Regions from separate parts of the Mus musculus genome. Here region 1 is linked to region 2. Evidence: chromatin loops called from intact Hi-C (ENCODE). Cell type or tissue: heart. All regions are shown on one strand.

Evidence for each region. Peaks named below come from ENCODE experiments on the same cell type or tissue, not always from the same donor. Only the 100,000 strongest peaks of a DNase experiment are listed, where the experiment ranks them.
Region 1: it touches region 2 in a loop (2.1-fold over the local background); 2 of 42 quality-filtered maps call a loop at or near these places.

What each region holds. Positions count from the first base shown.
Region 1 is chr6:89,071,441-89,079,440 of GRCm38, forward strand. No RefSeq gene overlaps it. Among named protein-coding and RNA genes, the nearest start is that of 4933427D06Rik, 21 kb to the right of the region's middle. In heart, no CTCF peak of the experiment used is centred here; no DNase peak of the experiment used is centred here.
Region 2 is chr6:89,235,512-89,243,511 of GRCm38, forward strand. No RefSeq gene overlaps it. Among named protein-coding and RNA genes, the nearest start is that of Gm839, 23 kb to the left of the region's middle. RefSeq lists an enhancer at 5,834-8,000. In heart, no CTCF peak of the experiment used is centred here; a DNase peak (open chromatin) is centred at 4,200; H3K4me3 peaks cover 404 bases; H3K27me3 peaks cover 1,055 bases.

The DNA.
Region 1 (8,000 bases), 160 kb before region 2:
CCCGGAGTTACAGACAGCTGTGAGCTACCATGTGGTTACTGGGAACTGAACCTGGGTACCTGAGGTGAGCAGCCAGTGCTCTTAGCCACTGAGCTATCTCTCCAGCCCTACCTTGGGGGCTCTTTATAATGACATTCACAGGATTCAGCCTTCATATCCTTGTCCCTTCCAATGTCCCTCTCCTCTCACTGAGGATGAAGTTTCAGCACAGACATTTTGGAGGGACACTCACGTGTTTGGTTAACCACATAGGGGCTAGTCAAGTCTGTGAGTCCTCACGGTGCCGAGCATAAAATAAGACTAGTTATGAACAGATGGGTAAATAGGCAAAGGAAAGCATGAGGAAATGAAAATAAATATCATTTGTGTTTTAAACTCCCAGGGGAACACAATCTCCTAAGCTTGGGAGATACAGCTGGGAGGCCAAGGGAGGTGACCCAGAAGCTGAGGTCAGCCACAGCCTGTCAAGCCTCACTGGCTCAGAGCTAGGCGACAGGATTAGCTAGGTGGTCTGTGACAACCAGGCTTAAATGGAACAAAGGGCACAGTGAGGGAACAGCAGGGGCAGTGCCCAATGAGGCACCAGGACAAGCCCAGGCCAGGCCAGCTTCACTCTGCTCCGTTCTGATGCATCCTGGCTGTCCTTGATGCCCTGCAGACATCCCTGGTCAGGCCCCCTGCTCCTCCACACCTGCTTTGTAACTCAGGCTTCTCCCAAGCCTTGCAGCCACCAGAGCACTCACTCCCTTTCTCTCCTTCGATGGTTTTGAGTTGATATTGGATATTGTTTTCTGATTATACCATCGTTAATTGTACATCACTTAATGACGAGGCTGCACTCCGAGAAATGTCTCCCTGCATGACTCCGCTATCATGTGAACATCAGAGTGGATGTATGCACACTAAGATGGCTATAGCATCACCAGGAGAGCAAATCTTTTGTCCACTGTGGTTGTGCCTGTTGTTGGCTAAGACTCTGGTAGTAGTGCTGGCTGTGGTTAAAGCGGAGGAGAAGAAGGGAGAGCAGGCAGGAGGGAAGGAGGGAAAGGGGGTGGTTGAGGAGGGGAGAAAAGCAAATGAAGGAAGGGAGGGAGGGAGAGAGAAAGAAATAAAGGAAGGAAGGAAGGAAGGAAGGAATGGGGGAAAGGAGAGAAGGGGGAAAAGACAGAAGGGGTAGGAAAGGGAGGGGAAGAAGGGGAGGGAGGGAGCAAGGAAGCCACGCCTCTCAGCCATGAAGTCTGCACATAGCCAGAGCTGTGACTCCAGGCAGCTTTCCTCCAGTGGTGGGATTTCTTGCACTGAGTGGGGCCCAAAGGACACACCCCCATCTTGGGACTCACCTGCCCTGTGGCAGAGTCTCCTTGGGACTTCTGAAACTTCCTGTGCTGTGCCATACCACATGACAGTCAACCCTGCTGGATCCAGATTTCCCACAATTTATATTTCCCAGGTGACTCCAAAGTATGACAGCATCTGGGGATGACGCTGTGAGGACTCCTATGAGGGAGGCAAACTCTGGTCCTAGGTGAGGGGCAGCATCTGCTCAGAGCTGTTAAAATACAGACTCCTGGCCCCTGCCCTCTGCTGACTGCAAGGTGGTCTCCAGGTATTTTAAAGGCACGTTAGTTTATATGGGAAGCAATAAAAGTGGTAACAACCATTTATGCAGCTCTTAAGCTCACTCCATATTGATGAGTATGAGGGACAGTAATTGGTTTTTGATAGGCACAGAGTTCTCTGGAGGCTGCACTGCCTTAGGCTGGGGGTGTCGGGGGATGGTGGGGATGGTGAAGATGGTGGGGGATGGGCCAGCCCAAAGCACCTAGAATATTCTAGAAAATAGAAAATAACCATTGTCCCAAGCAAAGAATACGTCACCTGCTCCTTGTTCCCCTGGGGAGTGCTGAATGAGACCCAGGAGGAGAAGGAGTTTAAATCAGGGATGCTCTCAGGGAGCAGACCCTGTATTAGAGACTGCTTGATTGCTTCACGGAGAGGATACTTTGGGTTGACACAGTGTGTGTGGCTCCAAGTGGCTGGAGGCTTTGATTGTTTCTAGTTCAGTGTAGTCAGCATCACCTCTGCTACCAGCTGGACCAGTGAGATTCCGGGCCTGCCAGGAGTAGCGGGAGGAAGGATGCTGACTTTTTGGCCCCCTGCTCATGTGGCCAATGGCCAGTGGCCAGTGTGATATCAGAAGGCCAGGTGGGGTGAGGAAGCACCAGGGTGTGACTTCTTCAGTGAGGCTGAAGAATTCCGGGGTGAGAGAGTCTGATAGGAGAAACTCCAGTGGCTGTGGCCCTTGGGAGGCAGCAGCAGCAGCAGCCCAGAGGTCTGACAGCTGGGTGTATCTGTCACCATTCTGCCTGCAAGACAGCAGAGAGAGCCATCATCACAGAGTCCATAATGGTCTGGGTGATACTCAAGTGATACGGAAGGGTGGATGGTGAGGGTGTGCTAGTTTTCTGAAATGTTCTCACCACACTGGTTTGGCTGAACCATGTGGTCCTCCTGGTCTTGGCCTCTCTGCCTGTTTGTCCTACTGCTCAATTCCAGTGATATCAGATACATTTTTATGACATCGGAGGGTCAATTTCTAAACCCTGAATTCTTCCCATTGATCTGCGCAGTTGTTGTAGAGGTGGGGGTTCTGCCGTGTTGCCCCACCCCCTTCATCCCATGACTCTCTGGTGGCCCCTCCCCTCGTCCTCATCTGTGCACTTTTGAAACCTTTCTGTTCAGTTTGAAACAGACACTGACAATGGAGGAAGAGTTAGCATACTGAAATCTCCAAAGTTCCCATTCTGGGAAATGAACCTTTCTTCCTGGCTTTTTTGCTGTCTGCTGTTATCTTGTTTCTCTCTTGGATTACTCCTGAGTGAGAACAAAAAGCCCTTGGCCAGGAGACTGTAAGCCCTAAAGTCTGTTTAAAATGTAATCATCTAGGGGCTGGAGAGACGGCTCCGCAGTTGAAAGCACTGTTGAGGAGCAGGGTGCAGATTTCCAGCTCTCACGTGGTGACTCCTAACTATCAGTTACTCCAGGCCCAGGCAGTCTGACACCCTCTTCTGACCTCCTTGGCATGGAACACATGTGGTACACAGACATACATGCTGGCAAACACTAATTCACATACCAACAAAGAAATGAATCTAAAATATAATTAATAAGAGGCTGCGTCTTTGCTCACTTGATAGAATGCTTGTTGGGCACGCATATACACCCGAGTTTGCATTCCCAATGCCTACATAAAAACCAGGCACACTGAGTCATAATCTTGGCCCTGGGGAGATGGGGATCTTGAGGACTTGCTGGACAATTTAGCCCAAAGGGCAAGCTCCAGCTTCCATGAGAGACTCTGTGGGGGACATCACACCTAGGCAGACGGCCTGGATTATAAGAACAGTAGCTGATCGTGAACCTGAGAACCAGCCAGGAAGCGACATTCTTCCAACCCCTCCTGCCTTCCACTTGTTCCTTCATGATGGACTGCGATACTGTAAAATGGAGTTATCCTGCCCATGTTGCTTTTGGTCATGGTGTGTGTCGCCATGATGGAAAGTGGACTAGGAAACTATACTTCCCCTTCCTCTAGAAAAATACATAGCAAGAAGACTCACTTAACTTCCATTGCTTATAACTTGCCAGTCTGTGGTATTCTGTCTGCTACAGTAGCACAAAGACCATGGCAGTTATGGCAATCTAGCCATGGCTCCGTTCCACTGTTTCTCTTCTCTTCTCTTCTCTTCTCTTCTCTTCTCTTCTCTTCTCTTCTCTTCTCTTCTCTTCTCTTCTCTTCTCCCCTCCCCTCCCCTCCCCTCCCCTCCCCTCCCCTCCCCTTCTCTCTTTCTTTCTTTCTTTCTTTTCTTTTCTTTTCTTTTCTTTTCTTTTTTTTTCGAGACAGGGTTTCTTTGTGTAGCCCTGGCTGTTCTGGAACTCATTCTGTAGACCAGGCTGGCCTCGAACTCAGAAATCTGCCTGCCTCTGCCTCCCAAGTGCTGGGATCAAAGGCGTGTGCCACCACCGCCCGGCTGACTGTTTTGTTTCTTATCTATCTATCTATCTATCTATCTATCTATCTATCTAATTGGTGGTGTTTTTGGTTGTTGTTTCTTTTGCTTCAGCTGTGCTTGAGGGCTGGAACCCTGGTCCTGTCTGCTAGACAGGTGCCCTCCCACAGAGCCACCACATACCCAGCCCGTCTTTCCCATCCCTTCCCGTTCCTCTTCTCCCTCTACATTTATTTCCGCGCGTTTAGTAGACACTGTTTACTTGGATGAGATCTGGTTATTTAAATATATCAGAATAATTATTCGGATTTCTAGCCAAGTGAAACAAAACAAAACAAAATTAAAAAGAAATTAACAGAAGACTGCCATTGTACAATTTCAAATAATGTGATTTTACGGAGATCACACACACACACACACACACACACACACACACACAGACACACTGAATGAAGACAAGACAGAGCCTAGAGAGGCACAGATTCACAACAGAACCATCTGTCTGAAAACGGTTTAGTAATAAGGGCATTTTACAGAGGCTCTGTTACCTATAAATACCTGTGTGCCGCTGGCAGGCAAAGCTTTTCTATTGCTGCCTTGTGCTCAAGTGAGTGACAATGTCCCCTTTGTCCCCTCTGTCCTCCATCCAGAGTTGGACACTTATACACTGCCCTTCCATCTGACAGCTCATTACTATGATGTTTATTTATTGCTAGAGATGGGGGAGGGGAGGCATTCAGTGTACCATGGCCTGTATGTGGAGGTCAGGCACCAACTCTCTGGAGTCAGTTTTCTCCTTCCACTGTGGGATGTGGGGTTCAAACTCAGATGATCAAGCATGCTATGCTACCCACTGAGTCATTTTACTGTCCTGATTTTGACAGTTTGATCATAAAGGCACTTACAGAAAGCAGCATACCGCCTCCCCCTGACACCGACCTCATCTCCAGGTTTCCTGGTGTTTCTAAATGATGCTGAGACAGGAATTTCCCTCCCAGGATTCCTATGCTTTGTCTAGTCTCTCCAGCCGTCACCATGGCATGTTTATGTTTGCATTTGTGTTTCTTGCTTGGCCTCTGTCTTCCCAACATCCCATGTGAGACCAGGAGTTCTCTGAAAACAAGGGTCCTTCTGGCTCTGCTCACTGCTGTATTCCCAGTGCCTAAATCACACCTGGCAATGAGAACTTGCTAATGATAAATAAATGAGCTGCTGGTGGAGAAGTCCGGTTGTAGTGTAATGAAGAACACACCTGGTCTTTCTCTCTGAGTTCTGCATTCAAAAACCCTGGGACTTTCTTGAGTGACAGGAGTGTTTGTTATGCTAACTAGGTGCCTCCTGGTGACACTTTCCAGGCTTCAGGAAAGCAGCCATCATCAGAGAGCCAAGCACAGGTGAAATTCCTAGCTGTGTAACCTCTGGGAGGTGAGTCCAGCCTTGAGGTCAAAGACTGGAGACATCACAGAAACTTGGGTACTGAGGCATCTCGGGACTTTCTGATTGGCAGGCATGATGGGTTATATCGATTGTCAGCCTAATGGGATCTAGAATCACCTAAGAGATGGGCCTTTGCACATATCTATGTGGAAGGAAGTGTCCAGCTTGGGTTAATTGAAGTCAAAAGATATATCTCAAATATGGGGCTCCGGGGACCCTATGATCCGAGGTCCAGCACTGAATAAAAAGAGGAAAATTAGCTGAGCAACCGCGTCCCTCACTCTGTTTCCTGGCTGTGGACACAGCGTGACCAACTGCCTCACACTCTGGCCACCATACCTTCCCCACCATGTGGGCCATATCTTCCAACTGTGAGTCAAAATAAGCCCTCATTCCTAAAGTGAATTTTGTGAGGCCTTTTCTCACAGCTCTGAAGAAAGTGACTAATGTAACTGTTAACATGCCAGGTGCTGGGAGGCTCTGTGTTCCATTCCCAAGGCACCCGCTGTGTCTTTCCATTCACCTGGTCCTGCTCTGTGGCCACTGGAGCAGTCAGCAGCAGGGAGACCAGCTCCAGGGTCATATAGTCTTTGTCAACTTGACACAAACCTAGGCATACCTGGAACAAGGGAATCTCAGTTGAGGAATTGCCTCCATCAGATTGGCTTATAGGTGAGGCCATCAGTGGGGCCATTTTCTTGATTAATGATTAATGTGGGAGGGCCCAGTCCACTGTGGGAAGTGCTACCCCTGGGCAGGTGGTCCTGAGTTGTGTAAGAAAGACTGAGCGAGTTCTTCCGTGGTCTCTGCTTCAGTTCTTGACTCTAAGTTCCTGCTGGGTTTTCTTTGATGATAAACTATAGTAACCTATAAGCTTAAATAAACCCTTTCCTCCTCAAGTTCCTTCTGGTCAGTGTTTATCTCAGTGTGGTGTTTGAATGCAATGTCCTCATAGACCCTGCGATGGTGATTCCCGATTGTCAACTTGACTACATCTGGAATGAACTACAATCCAGAAATGGAGGGCACACCTGTGACCCAGATCTTGAGGCTGGAAGACAAAAGCTTTTGACCCCAGATCTTAAGGCACAGTGGCCATGAAAAAAACTTAGGCCCAGGCAAAGTGGTACATGCCTTTAATCCCAGGAGACAGAGGCAAGCAGATCTCTGAGTTCAAGGCCTTCCTCGGACAGAGCAAGTTCCAAGTAAAATCAGCTTAGGTCCAGGCGTGGTGGCACACACATTTAATCTGGGCCATACCTTCTGCTGGAGGCCTATACAAGGACATTAGAAGAAGGAAGACTCACTCTTCTTCACCTGCTTGCAACTTACTTGCCAGCACATCTGTTGGAGACTACTTATTCAAATGACCAGCTGAAACACCCAGCCTCGTGGGTCTGAGCAACCACTAGACCCTTAGATGCTATTCACAGCTGTCCATTGTTGGGTCAGTTGGACTGCAGACTGTAAGTCATTTCAGTGAATTTCCTTAATATAGAGAGACATTCCATAAGTTCTAGAGAAACCTGACCAATACAGGCACACATATTTGAATGCTCTGAAGTTGATTGAACTGTTTGGGAAGGATTAGAAGGAGTGGCCTTGTTGGAGATGGTGTGCCACTTGGGATGAGCCTTGAGGTTGCAGCCAAACCATTTTCTTTCCTTTCCTTTCCTTTCCTTTCCTTTCCTTTCCTTTCCTTTCCTTTCCTTTCCTTTCCTTTCCTTTCCTTTCCTTTCCTTTCCTTTCCTTTCCTTTCCTTTTCTTTCCTTTTCTTTTCTTTTCTTTCCTTTTCTTTTCTTTCCCTTTCTTTCTTCTCTTCTTCTTCTTCTTCTTCTTCTTCTTCTTCTTCTTCTTCTTCTTCTTCTTCTTCTTCTTCTTCTTCTTCTTCTCCTTCTCCTTCTCCTTCTCCTTCTCCTTCTCCTTCTCCTTCTCCTTCTCCTTCTCCTTCTCCTTCTCCTCCTCCTCCTCCTCCTCCTCCTCCTCCTCCTCCTCCTCCTCCTCCTCCTCCTCCTTCTCCTCCTCCTCCTCCTCCTCCTCCTCCTCCTCCTCCTCCTCCTCCTCCTCCTCCTCCTCCTCCTCCTTCTTCTTCTTCTTCTTCTTCTTCTTCTTCTTCTTCTTCTTCTTTCAAGACAGGGTTTCTCTGTATAGCCCTGGCTGTCCTGGAACTCACCTTGTAGATCAGGCTGGCCTCAAACTCAAAAATCCACCTGCCTTTGCCTCCCAAGTGCTGGGATTAAAGGCGTGCGCCACCACGCCAAACCATTTTCCATTGTCTGTCTCTGCCTCGTGCTTGTGGATTAGATATGAACTCTCTCTCAGCTACTTCCCCAATGCCGTGTCTGCCTGCCTGCTGCCATAATTCCTGACATGATGATCATGGACTTGCCCTCTGAACTTAAGCAAGCCCCCCGGTGAAATGCTTTCTTCTATAAGTTGCTTTGGTCATAGTGTCTCTTGACAGCAGTAGAGAAGTAAGGCACACAGCAACAAAGAATCAAACTAGAACCAGAGCCTTCTTGATATCCTAGCAAAGACAGGCCCTGAGGGAGT
Region 2 (8,000 bases):
TTGGCCTTTTTGGCCATCAGAGGGACGGAGACAGTGCCTCCATCAGGGGCACCGAGTCCCAGGCAGGCAGGAGAGTGTGGCTCCTCAGTGTCCTCCCAGACTATGGTTGTGTGATACTGGCAGCAGAGGTCGCAGCCCTGGTGTCCAGCCCCTTTCCAGACACGGGTGTGTTTTATGGCTTAATTAAACAGAGAGGAGCATAATTGACGTGCAGCCCGCTGGGCGCTGCCGCTTCCTGGCTCTTCCCCCGTGACTCAGATGCCGAGTGTGGGCTAATAGATTCGCAACGCTGATCGCTGCTCCAGACCCACTTAGCGAAGCTCTGGGAAGCTCTCACCGCCCTGGGATTGAATTGAATTGCTTTTCATTTCTAACCACGACCCATAAATCCCTCACACATCAGCCCCCGCAGAGAAGCCTCCAGGCTCAGGTCTCTCTGCCCGCCCCAGCAGTTAGCGGGACGGCTGCCTTGTAGAAGAACCACGCTGGCGCAGGGTCAGCTGCACGTTCACGGCCTGGACAAGCATCAGCATAAGGTCAGCCAGACTGGAAACTAAAGAACCGGCCCACGGTCCTTGTGGCAGCCGTGGCTTATGCTTCCCTGGGTCACTTTGGACTGAGGTATCTTTCCCACTGAGGGGGGGGGGGGGGGAGAAAACGAAAAAAAAAACAAAACAAAAACCAACCAGCCAAACAACAAAACTGAAGCAATACTCACTCCACACCAGGGGCAGTGGAGCAACTGGGACTAAAGGCGACCAAAGGTGACTAAAGGTGAAGTACTTCCAGCATGACAGACATGCTCTAGGGACTAGGACCTTGTTTGTGAGACTGTAACACGTTCCTGCCCACTGAGAGGTGGTTTACCAATGGAGAGATGCAGACGAGGCGGCGGGATAGCACCGCCAAGACAAAGAAAAGCCCAGCAAGTACAAGCTCAGGCTGTTTGACAGGGGAGGGGCTGAAGCCTAAAGGACCAGTGAGAGCCGGAAGGCCAGAGACAAGACACACAGGGTCAAGGCTCAGATCAGTACTGCTAGAAAGAGACCCGAGGGACCAGCCAAGATCAGATGGAGAGGAAGGGACAGGTTTCTTTGCCACTCCCAAAGGCTAATGGGAGCACACTGTGTATGCCTTTTTACAGAACCACCCAGTGCACTTCCTCAGGCCTCACCCCAGCCCTGCCTGTCTCTCCATGCCACTCACCATCAACATCCTCCTCCTTTGTCCTTCCTCTCTCCAAGGCCATGCTTTCCAGCAAACCCATACCTCCTACACCCCAGCTCTAAACTAGGATTTAGAAGAACCTTGTCCCCTCCTGCAAACATCTCAGCAAGCGGCCATCAGACTTCAATTCTCCGTCATCTCCTACAGAAAAGCAGAAAGCACACATTTCCCTCTTTGATTCTCATGCCCTAGCTGCCCTGCTTCTTGTAGCCCCAGAACCCTCTCTCTTCGTGCATCGTCCTGGGGTGACATCAGTGTGGCCAATGGGGTCCATGCTAATGGGATCCAGGCTCTGTGCTTTGGCGTTGAGGGGCCAGGACTTCAGGAATGTGTCATGTCCTCTCTGGACCACAGCTGCCACTCCTTGGGCTGCATGGCTGACAAGCAGCTGGGACTCCAAAGGACTCTGTGATGCGGGACAGTCAGCTCCGAGGTGAGGACCCAACATGGGCAGTCCTGGGTGTGGTCATTCCTAACTACCTGACGTTCCTTCCAAGTCTGCTTTGTCAACACTGACGTGTCACATGGTCCTGGCTAGACAAGAGACCCTGGTTTCATGCTTCTCTGGCTCAGCTCTGTGATGGCCACCTATATTCTGTGGCCCCATCTTTGCTGTCTAAGGGAGATATCAGCAGGCTTCATCTTGCCCTGTGGCCAGCCATGCTGGCCACACGCTAGAGTCTCCTTGGCAGAGTGCCTGGTGTTCCTGCCTGTGGAGGTTGATCTCATCCCTAGGCAGTAACCATGGAAACAGGGCTAGGAGCAGCTATAGCTTATGTGAAGATGAGGTCTCTCAGTGCTCTTCACCTGAGCTGCCACTGACTCCCCAGCCCTGCAAATTACCCCTTCTAGTGTCCTCGAAAGAACGATGACATCCACCCTCTCTTGGGGAGGTATTCTGACCCATCCCCAATACCTACCAATTTGCAGCCTCTGTTACCCACATGGGGGTACTTTAAAAATTCTAAAGTGAATGTGTTTGCACTTGTTAGCCCATTGACAAGTCGCACCTTGCTTGCTCCTCGGAGAGGGCCAGGGATTTTCCCACAGTTCACGGAAAATTTGAATTCAAGCCCTTGTCTCCTCTCTCCATCTCTGTAGGTCCAGGGCATTGTGGGGAAGGTAGAGAGAGACATCATTAGCCTGAAAGGTGGTAAGAGAGGTGATACCTGAAGCTAGGATGGTCAGATGTGGGGCACAGGCTTCTGTAGCTGGGACTAAAGTTATGTGTGCTCACACAAAGAGCCGAGGCTGCAGGGAAAGACTCAGCCTGCTGGATGTGGAGAGTGAATCACTCGTGGTCAAGAGTTAAGTACAGAAAGCACTTGCTCCGTGATGCTGAGCTCACTAGAGATCAATTTGGGGAAGGGGAAGGGACAGGACTAGGAATGGCTACCTTGCACTGTAGACTCAATTACCCGAGGCACAGTTGGTGTCAGTGTCCATATTTGGAAGCACAAATGCCCATCTCAAAACTGAAAAGACAGAGATGATGGAAAGGTAAGGCTGTAAAAATAGAGCTTCCTGACTGCATGCTATTTTTTTCAAGTGTGTGTGTGTGTGTGTGTGTGTGTGTGTGTGTGTGAACCAGAGGCTGGTGTAGGATGTTTTCCTCCACTTTATTTACTAAGACAGAGCCTCTCACTGAACCCAGAGCTTGCTGGTTTAGTTAGTCTAGCTAGCAGCTTGCCCAGGGCATCCTCTATCTCTGCCACTGGAGCCTAGGGTTATGGCAGCTTCCAAGAAACACCCAGCATAGATGTGGGTTCTGGGGACTCAGGTTTCAGTCCTTATACTTCCATAGGAAGCACTTTGCCCACTAAGCCATCTTTCCAGAGTCCATATGCAAATTAAAAGAATATAAAAACTGAAAACTAGCAGGACAATACACAGATTTGCATCAGGAAAGACAAGGGTCACCAGTGGGTCATGAAGCATTTTCCAAACCAAAGCTCCTGTAGGGTCTTAGGGCCTAGTGAACGTGCCCTGCCCTCACCCTTCATCCGGAGCTGGGGGTCAAGTGCCGAATGCCATGTCAGTTTTATATTGAGTGACCTCATGGTGTGAAGAATTGAGTGGGTGTCAGCTCTGTTGCTGTGCAGGGACCCTGGGTGCCCCAGGATCAGCACAGAGTCCTCATCGTCCTGTGGATGCCCGACCTGCCAGCACATGTCCAGAGTGGGGGAGGAAATCATGAAACTCCCAGCTCCAGTAATTCCACCCCTGGGAATTCTCTCTGAGCAAGCAAGGCAAAAAGGACGCAGGGAGAAAAAGCCTCAGGCGAGAATATACGGGTGGAAGCACTTTTTAGCATTGATTACGGAAAATGTCAACTCCACACAAAAGTAGAGAGACAGGAATAACGAATGTGTGCCAGCCGCAGCTTGGAGGCAGCATCCACAGCCGGTGTGCCTCCACCCCCAACACTCCCGTACACACGATCCGTGTGGCAAGTGAGCCTCATACGTCATCGGACCATTTTATCATAAATATTTCAATTTGTGTCTCTGGCAGATAAGGAGTTTAAGACATCTAATCTCAGTATCATCACGCTCAACAGAATTAATAATTCTTTAATATCGTTTAATTCTCAGCCTGTGTGCGAATTCCCAGATGTCTCCAGTGATCTCTTTGGAGTTAGTTCAGCAGCGGCAGCAACCGTCGGAATGCAAACAAGGATTTGCGGTTGTTGCTGCTGCATTTCTTTTAGACCTCTTCTTCCAGATCAGCTTTCTTTCCCTTCTTCCCTTTCCCCTCATGGAAACATTTTAAAATAATGTCCTCAAAATGGAAAACAATCTCACATGTCCAATGCCAAGGACCACTTAGGCAGCGTATGGTCCCTTGGCCTGGGGAGCCCCAGCGTCCTGCTGTCCCTGGCTAAATATAACCACAAGCAGCTGGCCGTGGGCTGCCTGGAACGGCTCTGGCCTGGCCTGGCTGCCCGCCACCCGAGGTGCCTGGCCTGCTGGCTTGGCTGTGCCCTCGGCTGCCCTCCTTGGGATCTGGCAAGCCACTCATGGCATGTCAGACCTGGCCCTGAAACTCCAGCCAGGCAGCTGTGCCCAGCAGCTGGAGCAGAGCCCACCAAGCTCCCCTGATGACAGCACTCAAGTGTTAAATCATCAGCCAGGAGACCATTGAGCTCTACGTGGGGGGAGAGAAAGATCACTTGGAACTGTACATGGCTCTATGTGGGGGTAGAGAAAGATGATGCAGGACTGTACACAGCTCTACGTGGGGGGTAGGGAAAGATCACCCAGGACTGCCCACACTGGCACCTAAGAGCATATGTGTGGGAGTATCATAGGAGAAACAGAAATGTCCATCAAGCAAACAATAAGACAGATTCCTGAGAGAAAGCCAGTAGTCACTGTAAGGAGCTAGGAGAAAGTTGAGCACGTGTGATTTTTTTTTTTTCCTGGATTGCTTTCAGATGTAGCTATGGCTAAAGCAAACCTCTTCATCCCTTGTTTATCCATCATCCATTCTAGCTGGATCCACCTGTTGGAGAAAAGGAGTGGCTACTGTTTGTTATTCACTGGGTTGCTATAGGAACACTCTCCTTCCAGAAGAAATGGGGAGGTACCAGCAGGAGGGGAGGTGTGGACTGTCACTGCTACCCCAGCGTGGGCTTCCTCTGCCTTTCTTCCTCTAACCACAGGAGGTGGCTGGCTGGCAAGGAAGGAGGTTGACAAGCACCCTCGGGTGTCTTCAAAACTGTGAGCATTTCACGATATGCTGTCATTATTATTCAGGTGTGGTGAGAGCCACAGGTCAGAGGACTGCCACTGAAGGAAAGATGGCCGTGCCCCACTTTTCCTTCACAGCATTAGGGCCACAAAAGAAGGACAGGGCTGCACCAGGTAGGTAGGGGGTGGGGCATGTGGATATGCAGGGCTGTGGCACCTGCAGAAAGGACAGGGAGGGGATGAGCAGGGATGGGCAAGGGGCTAGTAGAACAGGGGCCATCTCTGCCTGATGATTTCGGACACTGGGTTATTCAGGTGGTGGGAATCCAGGAACCCAGTGGAGGAAGTGCTGGGTGTAAGAGTGTAGATGAGGTGGTCTATGTAGGAAAGCTGTGGCCCTGTGTGTTGTTTCTAAACTCTGGCTACACTGAAGAGAGCCTTCTTCTCTCTGGCGATAGTAAAGCTCCTGGTATCAAAGAATATGACTAAGAAAGAACGCTCTCCTTATCTCAGTCCATCTGTCTAATCAGCAATTGCTAAGGCACAGCTTCCACATGGAAACCTGTTCCTTCCATTGCCTCCGGCTTTCACCCAATAAATACCCTAATCCCCCTTGAATGACGCTGTTCCTTGTCTTCACACACCCCCACTCATCCACCCTACCTGACCTCTGCCCAGAAAAGACCTCTTTTCCAAAAATTGTTGACACATAGTCTCTTGCTCCTCATGATTTCTGCAGGGTGGCTGACCCATGCTGCACATAGCCCCAAACGAGGTTGATTGCTTCCTTTGTGTGATTAGAACTCAAAGAGCAAGAAATGATGGTAAAGATCCATAGAGATGGGGAGAACTAAGAAAAGGGGGGGGGAAGGGTTTTCTGCCTTCGACGAGGGGCAAGGGTTGTGTGAGTACAGGAGAGAGCAGAGCCCATTGGCATTAGGTTGTTTCCATAGCAGCAAGAGTTAAGGCACTCCAATGAAAGATGGGGAAAGTGAGCATGAAGGGTAGTCAGGAGCTCACAAGTCCTCCAATGGTAAGAAATTTAGCGGTTTTATGTGGGCATAGTATACATTATTTTTTTTTTTTTTTTAGTTTTAGTGAATCATATGAGTGTCTTAGTTACCCTTCTACTGCTGTGATAAGACACCATGACCATGGCAACTTATAGAAGGAGCGTTTATTAGGTGTTGGCTTATAGTTTTAAAGGATGAGTCCATGGTAGGGCACATAGGAGCAAGCAGGCAGATGTGAGATGTGGCACTGGAGTAGCTGACACATCTCCAAAAAGCCACACCTCCCAATCCCTTTCAAACAGTTCCACCAACTGGGAACCAAGCATTCAAGTACATGAATCTATAGGAGACATTCTCATACAAAACAAAACAAAACAAAACAACCCACATACGAGTTAGGGTTGTAAAGACTCGTTTTTATATCTATGGAGCCTCTGCTCTGAGCCTGGCACCTCACTCACCCTGAGAAACTCGGGGTATAAAACTAATAGAGAAGCATGCTCCGAGGGATAAGCCAACAGCCACAGAGCTAGGGAGGGGCGGGCTGAAGCTTGGCCTGAAATCCTGCATGTCCCAGAATTCCCAGATAATAAGGAGATATCTTACACAACAAGTGGGCCAGCAGCCCCCACCCAGGAGCTGGATCCCATCTGTCTGGTCCCCATTACTCTTCAGGCCATGAGTAGTATGTGGGTGTGTAAGGGCAGGTCTAGCCATCTGAACCTTGTTGTGTGAATGGCCAGCCTGGTCCTAATGGCCTGTGTGCTGACCCCACCCAACCTGCAGTGAGCTCCCTCCCCTCATCTCCTCCCACACCTGCCATCAGCCTGGAAATGATTGCTGTAATTACAGCCTTGTCTTCCCAAGGTCTTGTTTGCAGAAGACCATTCTCTCCAGGGAACAGGGAATAGCTACAGTACCCTCCCTTCTTATGCTCCAAGGCCACCAGGAGGTGCACTGCCGGGCTTGGGAAAGGTTCTCGGGAAGGTAAAGGGCACGTTTGAAAGTTCAAAACATGCAGAGGGTCAGAAACTGCAGGGTTAGCTAGTGACTGATGCCCCTGGAGACTGCAATATCAGCATTTTCAGCACGGCTGGGTGGACAGCTCCACACCTCTCCCCTCCCCCATCCCCAGGCTGCGCCCTGCTCCCAGCCTGGGCTGAGGCTGGCTCAAGAGAAGGAGCTAGATACTCCATCAAGACCAATCCAAGATAGAGACTACCCCAGCCAGGGTACAATCTATCCCCTGGTGATCCCGGATCTGTCCACCTGTCACAAAGCAGAATTTCCCTCAGGATAGAGACCTGCCCTCATATTTTCTTTAGCCAGCTGCTGCAGCCTCTCTACATCCCACCCAGCCCCTCCCCCTCCCCCAGTTCAGTCTTCCCTTTTAAGGCATTAAGTACAGAGATATTAAAAGGGATTGTTCGGGCCGGTTAATTAGCTTGGAAGAGGCCTCTGCAGTGGCCTGGGTCACAGACGTCCACCTCTCTTTATTAGCTGAATTGATGGAGACAGCAGGGCCCAGATGGGAATAAATTGAATCCGATGGAGAAGAGGCTTTTGCACGCGCTATTAACAGGAAAAAAGAGTGGGCCTCACACCTCACTCCCCTCTACACTCTCCTACCACCGCACGCTTGCAGATGTCTACTCAGGGGCGTTCCTCCGAATGAACATCAGGTCCTAAGAGATTCCCAGGGACCCATGCCACAGGGCAGCAGGAAACATCAGCCCAAGGGACGAGGAGTGCCTCAATCAGCCAGTGCTCAGGGTCCGACTCCAGTTAAGGCACCAGACAACCTGAAGTCCAGGGACACAGCACCTGTTCCCTGAGCACACCATCAGTTCCTTTGTGTCTTCTCAGCATCATGCTCTGGAAAACTCTGTCCCCACAATTGGGGCTCTCAGGTGGCAAAAGACTTGTCCATGTTGCAGAGCCAGGAAGGGCCAAGCAAGACACTTACCAGCAGCCACTGTCCATGCTGTGGGCTATAGGTGATGGATTGCCCCTCATGCAGCAGCCTGTTGGGTGGTCACTGCTGCCATACAAGCTGCAAGAAGAAAAC